Regions from separate parts of the Homo sapiens genome. Here region 2 is linked to region 1. Evidence: chromatin contacts called from ENCODE Hi-C data. All regions are on one chromosome and are shown on one strand. Each heading gives the region's core, a stretch centred on a gene start or an enhancer-like site at or near the end of the contact. The rest is flanking DNA. Distances are from core to core; before and after follow the strand shown.

Region 1 (5,441 bases), core at 510-3,009:
ACAAATGACCATTCTCCCCCCAAAAAAAACCTCATAGCTTAAAACACCCATGAATTCTGAGAATAGCTCTGCTTCACAATCTCTCACAAGACTGCAATCAAGGTGTCTACCAAGGCTGGGGGCCTCATCTGAAATCTCCCTTAGGGAAAGATTTGCTTCCCAGCTAACACAACTGGCTGTTGGTAAGATTCATTTCTTTGAGGGATATTGAACTGAGGGCATCTGTTTACTGCTTGCTGTTGGCCAGAGGCTGCCCTCAGGTCCCTGCCATGTGAGCCTCTCTTCTGTGGCAGCCTGCTTCATCAAAACCAGCAAGAGAGGAAGTACTCTGGCAAGACGGAGGTCGCAATCTTCTGTAAACTTATCAGAGAGGTGACCTCTACTCTACTACCATATTCTATTGGTATGAGCAAGATACTCAAGTGGAGGGGATTACACAAAGCTGTGAATAGTAGAAGGCTGAGAAAACCAAAAGCTATCTTAGGCTAACCTACCGCAACTTGGTGATCTGCTCTCAGTTTCTTTGTTTCATCTTTTATTTTTTTTCATATTGACCTATATTCAAATTACCACAAAATAATCAGGTCTAAATACAAAAAATTTTACTTTTAGCTCTAAGTTTCCTTAAAGAATTTGGTATCAATTACAGTAAGAGCACTGGGTTGATCTAAAGAAAGCATGAGTATCAGGACCAATTCTAGCAATTTACTATGAGATTTTATCCATGAACCTGCTTTTCTCATCTTTAAAATGGGTATAGTTATGCCTTCTCTATTCACCTCATATAACTATTATAAAAACTAATGAGAATAATGTATGTTAGTGTTTTCCAAAGTGCAGTAACAAGCACTGGAGGTACTTGAGATGATTATGGGTGGTATATGGACTGTAGGTGTAACTCTTTTAAGGTATTTGTTTTAGAGTGTATTAGAAAAACAAAACTTGCACAACAAACCCATGATTTTACAAATTATGTGCTTAAGTGAGACTTCAGTAAAGTTTTTAAAAGGGTGAGTGAATTTGAAGAAAAATGTTAAGAAAATAACATAATAGGTGGTCTGAGAATGTGGCATGCATTGTGAAGGTGATATATACAAATGATTGCATAAAAAATAAAATGCCCCACAAATACATTGAATTCTGTTTATTAATTAACGTTCCATGATGCCGGTTTAAGAAGCTAAACAAACATATTCATTGTTACCATAAGAGCAAACCTAACTACACCTGGTGAAAGAAATGACCCCTTGAAAATTCAATTCTAAATTTTTTTGTCCACAAGAATCCATCCCCTGTTATCAATAAGACAGTTATATCTTTTGTTCCCTGATGTGTTTTTCTTTTCCTAGCAATGTATTAATGATAAGTTCCATTTATTAGGGGATCACTGTATGCTAGAATGTACATATACTATTTCAATTAATACTTACCTCATAAGAAAAATAGTATTATTATATCCTGTAATGAGGAAACTAAATCTTAAAGAGGACTAAAGTCACTTACCTAGTAAGTTGCAGAGCTAGACCTGAATTTACATTCAGGTCTACTTAATTGAAGCCTGAGTAAAATCTACTCTGCCAGTAGTTTTAAAGGGCTGAACTTCCATTCACTATGTCCATACCTCATCTTTTTCCACCTCTTACAATTTTACATTGTGTCACTGTAACATTTTTTCTCTGGCATATGGGAAAATTTTTCAACACCAGGGCAAACAAAGAGAATGAGTCATTTATTGTCAAATACCCAGATAGGAAGTACAAACTAAATAGAGTAAAAGAAGCAATCTCTTCCTAGCCCAAACTCTTACACTGACCCCCTAAGGGCAAAGGAACACAGAAAAGATGAAGTTCAGACACTTCCTAAGGTTCCTGGTATTGGCTACATTTTTCACTACTTCCCCTGTATAACCTCCACGCCAATGATAATTCTACAAGCAAAAAGCTGAAATCTACATTACAAAAGAGGAAGTGTATTGTCTATGTACTCTAAACATGTGGTGAGCTGTTTAACTGCAGAGAAGTCTCTCCTCAAGAAAAGACAACATCTCCCTTCTGTTTTTCAGTATGACATGTGAGTTTTGAGTAAAACCAGATATTTCAAGTTATAAACGTAACTGAAATGTGCTTCTCTTCAAGAAGAACTTTTGGCTTTATGTCTTTAGATCTAACAAAATAGACTTAAAATCGATTGTAAGAAAACTGATTAGTAAAGTTATAGCTCACTACAGTGGGAATTAGAATTCAGGATATTACAGAGAGTGAAATAGTCCCATATAGAAAATATTACTTTCTATACTTAAATTATCCACTATCCATTTTGTAATAGAAAACACATTTTTCCTAATTTAAATCATGTAATATTAATATTACAATACTAACATCTTAGTGATTATAAATACAAGATAAAATAAACTGTCAGAATAAACACATGAAAATGGAAAGTTATAAGAAAATATTTGAAAACAGGTCATCAAAATATTTTCTAATAATGTAAAGATTAAATTTGGAAGAGAACATTTCCCCAAGGCTCTTCTTTTATCACACAGACCTGAAAGATGATGGTTTCCCAAACAGCACTTACAGCAATAGGTGTGGGCCTCAGTGGCACATACCACACCCTAACTACCACAAAGAAAGTCATGGGGGCCAGGACGGAGATCAGATGAGAGGAGCTGAGGAATCATCACAGCATGGACACCAATATTCTCTCTTGGAATCCTTTGAAATGTCGTGGCAAATAGTCCTGCAAAACATCCAAAAAATCTGGATTTGTCAGACAAGTCTCTATGTGATTAGATTCAGACTAAACATTCCATCAGGAATCCCATTAGATAAACTTCAGACCACACATGATCAGGCTCTCCTATTTGATAAAGACGGTAATAGCTTTCTCTCTCTCAAAGCACATTTTCTCTTTTTAATTAATGAATAAATCTACGGAGTGATATCCTGAGACTATTCTGTTTCTCAACCACTGTCTACCAATGGTTTTGTCACCCTTTGGGGAAGGGGATCAAAATATAGTGATTTTCTAATTCTAAGATTCGTTCTGTGTATATTAGCTGCTATTCTTCTAGAAAGAAGACTTTCACCACCGTCCCTTGGATTTTTTTTTTTAATTTTTGTATGGTTTAAATTGCATCATCATTCTTTTTGATGTCCAAATTGTCCCAAATTAAGCCAGTTAGAGAAACAAGTTCATTTTCAAAAATATGGAGATGCTAAATTGTATTATACCATAATCAATCTGTGTTTCATAGTAATATGGTGGTATTGTCACTTATATTTATCATTGTTACAATTATACTTTAGTAATTTATTTGTATCATGCCAAGGAAAGGAGTGGATATCCTTAATCAATTCAAATCTATAATGGCAGAGTTTTCTGAAGTGACACTGCATAAATGTTTCACAAACCATACATAAAGATCAGTCACATTGTTTTATAAATGAATCTGATACTTTGCTGTTAAGTTTCAGGTACTATTTTGAAACTACAGTGCCAAATTAAACACCTTAAAATTGCCTTCATATTTTTTTCTTAACTTTTGATTTTAATTTGTTTTGAAACTTTCACTCCAGCACTGCCTAGCTATATAACCACATTAAGTACAAATTTGAGACTAGGGTGTCAACATTAAAATCCTAAAACTGCCATCATGATGATACTGAAGTTTATGATTCTTTTTTTAAAGTTTCATTTTAACTATGTCTTGTTTAAAACCCTAGCTAGTATTAGCTACTGAATTTTGAAAATTCATTTAACATGTGAATAGCAAAATTAGAAACCTAACACTGCCTTAATTTTGGTACTAAGTTCTGTATTTTGAAACTTTTATTTTAACTCTGCCAAGGTTTTTCTGAGATGAACAATCAGTTTGCAATCAGTTGATGATTATTGAGATAGTGGTTTTATTATTGATTCACTCATATAACAAAAAATATTTTAAATATTTTTATATGTTTTATATGTATAAGAAATCAATATTTTATCAGATGGGAGGAGCTGAGGAATCATTATAGCATGGACACCAATATTATTTCTTGGAATCCTGTGAAATATCCTGACAAATAGTCCTGCAGAACGTCCAAAAAATCTGGATTTGTCAGACAAGTCTCTATGTGATTAGATTCAGAGTAATCTAATCTAGATGAGTCTGAATGAAGATATTGATGAAGATATTGATTTCTTAAAAGCCAGATCTTGTATGTTTTATGATATAGTATAAAACATGGAGCATATTCAATAAAACATAGCCTCTTTTATTTTTATTCAATAAAATATAGCCTCTTTTAATTATTCCTTCACATTTCTTTTTCAATTTATTTCATTTATTTTTCCTTTCCTTACAGCATCAATATTATTTCACATTTCTGTTGTGTGATTAACTTTACAAAAGAAATTGCTATCCCTCCTGGAATGTAAGAGCCATGAACAGGAATCTTTTACTCTTTGTCACGGATGTATTTTGAGGACCGAAAAGAGTGCCTGTGACATAACAGACACTCAATAAATATTTGCTGAATGGCTATTTGATAAATTGGATAAATCAACATAGAACTGTACCCCAAAAAGAGTAACCATGAAAAAAGCAGTCTTCATTCAGAAAGGTCATTATTTTTGGATGTTTTTTCTAATACTAATATTGTTTTGTTCACTTTCTATATTTGGTAAGAATGAATAGAGAGAAAAATTTTCGAGAGACTCTTATCAGCGATATTATGTGATAAACGCCTTCTCCTGGCATTTTTTCTGAGTGCTTTTATCCTGTCCTCTGAGTTTTTTCCAATAGATTCTTCTGCATTTGAATGTGAATTTTATTTATTTCATGAGATATGTTCCTTATATAAAAGCAATCCAGGAAGAGCTGGACCTAGAATTTTTAAAATAAAACAGCTTAACAATGTAAATAAATGTAAAAAAATTCATAATGATTAAATAAATTTAAAGAGAGAGAAGCGGTAGATCAACATGTTATTAATTTTTTTTTTTTTTTTGCTAGAAAGGTTTAGGGCAGGAGTGGCCAAGATGGCCAACTAGAAGCAGTTAATGTGTGTGACTCTCACAGGGCGGAAAGAAAGGGGTGACTAAATATAGCACCTTCAACTGAAACATTAAGGTACTCTCATTGGAAGTAATCAAGGAAACAACTCGACCCACGGAGACCAGAGCAAATCAAGGCAGGAAGACAGCCCACTTGGGAAAGACGTGGAGTCAAGGGAAACTCCCCTTCCCAGGGAAGTGGTAAGTGAATGCGCAACTCTGGGAATCCACACTGCTCTCACAGATCTTTGCAAACCTCAGATCAGGAGATCCCCTTGTGAACTCACTCCATTAGGCCCTTCACACACAGCCACGTGGAGTCTCAGCAGAGCAGCCACTCAGGCATGCATGGAGACCCAAGAGCTTTAGCTACTCCAGCTTTCTGGGTGTCTGGGCAA
Region 2 (4,844 bases), core at 1,543-4,042, 200 kb after region 1:
GAAGCTACCCAGTCTATGGTATTCCGTTGTATCAACCTGAACAGACTAAGACACACATATACACCCTTGCTTAAATATAAAAACAAGGCTGCAAAAACCTCCAGTGGCTACCTCCCAATAGACTGCGATGCAATAACATCTCCATTTTAGATTTCAAATAATGGCCCCTCCGAAGATGTCCACATGCTAACCCTTAGAACCTATGAATATATTACTTTAGATGGCAAAGGGGAACTAAGAGAGCAAATGGAATTAAGGTTGCTAACAAGCTGACTTTAAAATAGAAAGGTTATTCTGGATTAACTAGGTGTGCGGCATGTCTTCACATGAGTCCTCACATGTGGAAGACGGAGGCAGAAGAGTCAATGTCAGCATGATGAGAGGTGAGGACTCCATTGCCATTGCTGGCTCTGAAGATGGATGAGGGCCATATGCCAAGGTGAGTGGCAAAGGCAGGGAAAGGGATTCTACCCTAAGCCTCCAGAAAGGAATGCAGCCGTGCTGACAATTTTTCTAGTTTCAGTGAGACCCACGATACACTCCAAACTTACAGAACTAAAAGATAAGGTCTGCTTCTTCCTCTTGCTTTAACCTTTAAAGCCCTCTAGCTAGGCAAGGGGACTAATTTTTATCTCCCCATAGCTTGGGATCCTACTGGAAAACACGGATTTCAGGGACTGGCTTATCTACTGGCTTTACCACTCACTAGCTGTGTGCCTCTGGGAAAGTCACTCTCGTCTCTCTGCACCTCAGTTATATCAGTTTCCTTAAACGGGAGTAATCCCACTTACCTTATAAAGTCCCCGTGAAAACTGAATGAGACAACATGAAGCAAGTGCTTGGCACTTGTCACTATCATTTATGGAAAATATGCTTCTAAACATTTCTTCTGCCAATCCCAAAGTATGACATATTGATGGGCCTCAAATCAAGGGTATCCAACAAATTGCTTAAGGTTGTCAAGCAGGGATATGTGATAAGAAAAGCTAGTAGACAAATAAAAAAAAACAGCCTATGGAAAAGTAAAGGAGACAAAATGATGTGTGCTGGCAGGAAAAATGAGTTCAAGAGAGTGAAAGGAAGAACACTGGCACTTTCAAAGAGAGGGAGAAAAGCCTAGAAATAGACTGACTGGTAGGTTGTTTCTTGAATCAAGACTCTTACATTGGCTTGAAGATAGCTGTTAGTTAATACGTTTCCTTTGAGGAAATGTGGTGTTGCAAACAAGCTGAGGGCAAACACCCATCCCCTGGCAGAAGCAAACACAATCATCGACCTCTGAGGACATTTCAGAATACGGTCTGTATCCACAACAAGCCCCAACATGCAGAATCGTGAGTCAATTAATTTACTGGCAGAGCAGAATAACGGCTGCTCATAAGGAGGACGGTTTAGGGGAAGTGAATCTACCCATCATTTAAAATATATCCCAAGAATCAAACAGCAGCGTGAATAGGCAGTCATGAGAAAAAATTCTGACAGAAACATCAGACTAAGAAGTGGAACAATTCTGTCTCTATAACCAGAAGGAAGTGAGGCTCACACATGTAATCCCAGCACTTTAGGAGGCCAAGGTGGGTGGAACCCTTGAGTTTAGATGTTCAAGATCAGCCCAGGCAACATAGTGAAACCCTGTCTCTACAAAAACATACAAAAAATTAGCTGGGTATGGTGTCACACCCTTGTAGTCCCAGCTACTTGGGGGGCTGAGGTGGCAAGATCACCTGAGCCTGGGAGGTAAAGGCTGCAGTGAGCTGTGGCGCCACTGTACTCCAGCTTGGGCGAGAGTGAGATCTTGTCTCAAAAAAAAGAGAAGTGAAAACTTATGAATTTGGACCAATATCACTAAGATCCTCCCACTGTTCTGGTATCAAGAGTGCCCCTGAGTGCTTGTGGTGGCATGAAAAAGGAGGAAAACCAATGGATGTTTATATCCCAGTCAAGGAAGGCTGCTCAATAAACAGGTACCATAGTTTCCCCTTATTTTCTATTATATTTCATGAGATCATGCTAAACAATAGCACAAAAATAAAAATCCTCACTCTACATAGGTGGTGACAACAACCTCTTTGGGCCTCAGTTTTCTCACCTTTTGTAAAAGGGAAGGATAAGGTAGATAGAAGATGTCTTCTAGAGCTGTGATAATAAGCAGTGCCAGAAACATAGTAAGGGCCTAAGTTTCTTCAAGTATAAACTGGAATAATGACTGCTGTATGCCGTAAGTGGGATTAACTGATTGTGACACCTAATAGGAACTCAAAAACTGGTAGTGTAGGATTTTTAATAAAAGGATGTATGATGGGAAGTTAATAACACAACTAGGTTATGGAACAGAACGTAAGAATGAACCTCATCCAGGGGAATAGTGGACACCACTTCAAGGACAGCTACAGACAAGAGGATGACAAAGAACAGGGACGCAAGTAACTGGGGAAAGGGAAGGTGAAGGAAGGTGAAGAGTTTATGCTTAAGTTTCTGTCTTCTCTATAAAGGTGGAGGTGACATTCTCAGCTAAAGAGTGAGGGAAATGAGTAAGAAGAAGTAAGAACAGTAAGGGTTAAAAACAGCTTACTATTTTTAGCAATGAGAGAAAGAGCTAAACAAAGGCTTCTTGCGTAACTCTTTACCATAAAACGCTTTCTAGTCATCAAGAGGCAGAAAGAGAATGATCAAATACTTGACATCAGAGCATACTCCCAACCTCAGGGCCCAGACACGGGCCTTTATGCTATGACATAAAGTTCTAGGGGAAGCCCAAGGCAGGGCTGGTCTCTGGGAGAAGGAAACAGACTGACATAACTGATCCCTCAGCACTGTGTTTATAGCGGGACTTTCCTGATGAGTAAGAATGCGTGACAAAAGCAAAGTCGAACCTCTCCCAGTTCTACCAAGAAAATAAGTTGAAGAAATAATCTGAAGAGGGGAGGATACCAGAACTTTTAGGAATCAATTCAACACCCTCATTTAGCAGATGAGGACACTAAGTGACAAAGGAATTTCACGGCACAGCCAGGAAAGAATTCTGGATGTCCTCACTTCTAAGCTGAGATTCTTCCACTGCATTCTTTGAGAAGGCATAACCCAAACACAGGCCTTAGGCACAACAGGCCAATATGTTATTAGCCACATTTTATAGAAACTGTTTAGCACCGGGAATCACACTCTGCTTCCTTTAATATTCAGTTTTTGGTCATATTTTTCTCATTGTAAAAAAAAAAAAAATCAATATCTGCAAAACATTCCTGATAAAGAAGACTATTAAAAAAGAAATCTCATCCTTCTCCTTACTGATATGTTTGCAAGTTTCACCTTGAGATATTTCTGACAGTGATAGCAGTTGAGCAAGTCCTACTCATCTGATCCTTTTCTAAAAAATATGTAGCTGGGTGCAGTGGCTCATGCCTATAATCCCAGCACTTTGGGGAGGCCAAAGCAGGAAGACTGCTTGAGGCCAGGAGTTTGAAACCAGCCTGGGCAACATAGTGAGACCCCATCTCCTTAAAAAAAAAAAATTACCAAGCACAGTGGCAGATTCCTGTAATCCTAGCTACTAGACGGGCTGAGGATTGCTTAAGCCCAGGAGGTAGAGGCTACAGTGAGCTGCGATCAGGCCACTGCACTCTACCCCGGGCAACAGAGAAAGATCCTATCTAAAAAAACAACAAAAAAATACAATGTGGGCATCTTTTCAAATAGTTTATAGATCTAGTTGTTTTTCTTAGATTTGCATAATAAATATGGTGTACTGATTTCCTACAATCATCAGGATTAATGGTAAAGAGAAAGAAGAGCAACTGTAGAAATTGCTGGAATCCCCTGTCCATGTATCTTTAATGGCATGGACAGTTAGTAGTTGGGGGTGAAAGAAAGGCCATATCATCAGTTCTGCCATACATACAAATGAATGTGCAAAGGTATCTAACAAGAACTGGGCTAGAAAATGGAGGGCCCATGTACCACAAGTACAGGAGGAGACAACAAAATGCCTCATGACTTGAATAAAGCAGCTGGCAGGGAAACAGTCTTGCTTTGCTCCAATGGCAAAAATCTCATTAAAAACCAATCCTGTGCACCACTTTATAATGCATCATCGAAGTCGAGCTTTACAAGTCCGGTGGGTGTGGGAGGCAGGAAAGAGTCATGCCTTTCTTCTCCATGGCTGATGAATAAAAACTAAGCAAAGGCCCAGTGATGCATAGTCATGCTTCTACATTTCTCTAAGTCTCATTTACTTTGACTCTTTTATGAGGTCTTTTTTCCCCTATTAATAGAAAAACTTGCTTCAGTTTCCCATAAGTGACTCAGTGAGAGCCAGGTGTGCATACATACAAGGGTGTGTACCATAGGAGAGAAGTTCCAAAATTATGAATCTGGGAGTACATATCTTATGAGAGCCTTTTAATGTATAAACAGCCTGATGACATTCTTTTAGGACAGACTAAAGGTCAAATACTTTCCCCAGTTCAAACTGACTGTTTAATCGCTGCAAAGAAGTGGAACAAATCCCACTCCTAACCATCTTTTACCCTCAGTGGCCAAATGACTTGTGGCTCTAACAATGGGGACCTTGTACAAGTTAAAAGAAATGGATTAATCAAACACAATCCAGCAGGAGGCATAGGCACTGAAGAAACCTACTGCAGACAAGCCTCCTAGACAAAGTTCTTGGTATAGATTCTGATTTTCCTATTTTTAATTTTTGGTTTGGGAAGAACACTACACACAGAGCCCAGGGCCTATGGCAAGGAAGCATCAGGAAACTCGTCCCTGTGCAACAAAAACGGGAAAATGAAAAATATAACACATTCTTTTGGAATTTAAGTTCTAGACCAAGATATATGTTG

What was found. A loop is a pair of places that touch in the nucleus more often than their neighbours do. Pooled maps may share reads with other maps.
Region 2: a loop to region 1 is called in a map with no recorded cell type, with 2.7 times the contacts of the local background. The contact joins two enhancer-like sites. A Hi-C loop is called at or near these places in 7 of 37 single-sample maps with no recorded cell type and 3 of 50 pooled maps.

Annotation. Positions count from the first base shown.
Region 1 is chr9:22,026,734-22,032,174 of GRCh38, reverse strand. CDKN2B-AS1 (CDKN2B and CDKN2A antisense cis and trans regulatory RNA 1) reads right to left here. Exons shown (of 19, transcript NR_003529.4): 2 at 2,581-2,742. Among named protein-coding and RNA genes, the nearest start is that of CDKN2B, 20 kb to the right of the region's middle. RefSeq lists enhancers at 2,025-2,104, 4,952-5,441. Within about 2 kb of position 1,759, at least 5 of the 41 ENCODE cell types and tissues checked have a DNase peak (open chromatin) inside an H3K27ac peak, as active enhancers do.
Region 2 is chr9:21,830,164-21,835,007 of GRCh38, reverse strand. The region is part of intron 4 of MTAP (methylthioadenosine phosphorylase); the gene reads right to left. Among named protein-coding and RNA genes, the nearest start is that of MTAP, 30 kb to the right of the region's middle. RefSeq lists enhancers at 1,311-1,450, 1,700-2,899, 2,767-3,076. Within about 2 kb of position 2,792, at least 8 of the 41 ENCODE cell types and tissues checked have a DNase peak (open chromatin) inside an H3K27ac peak, as active enhancers do.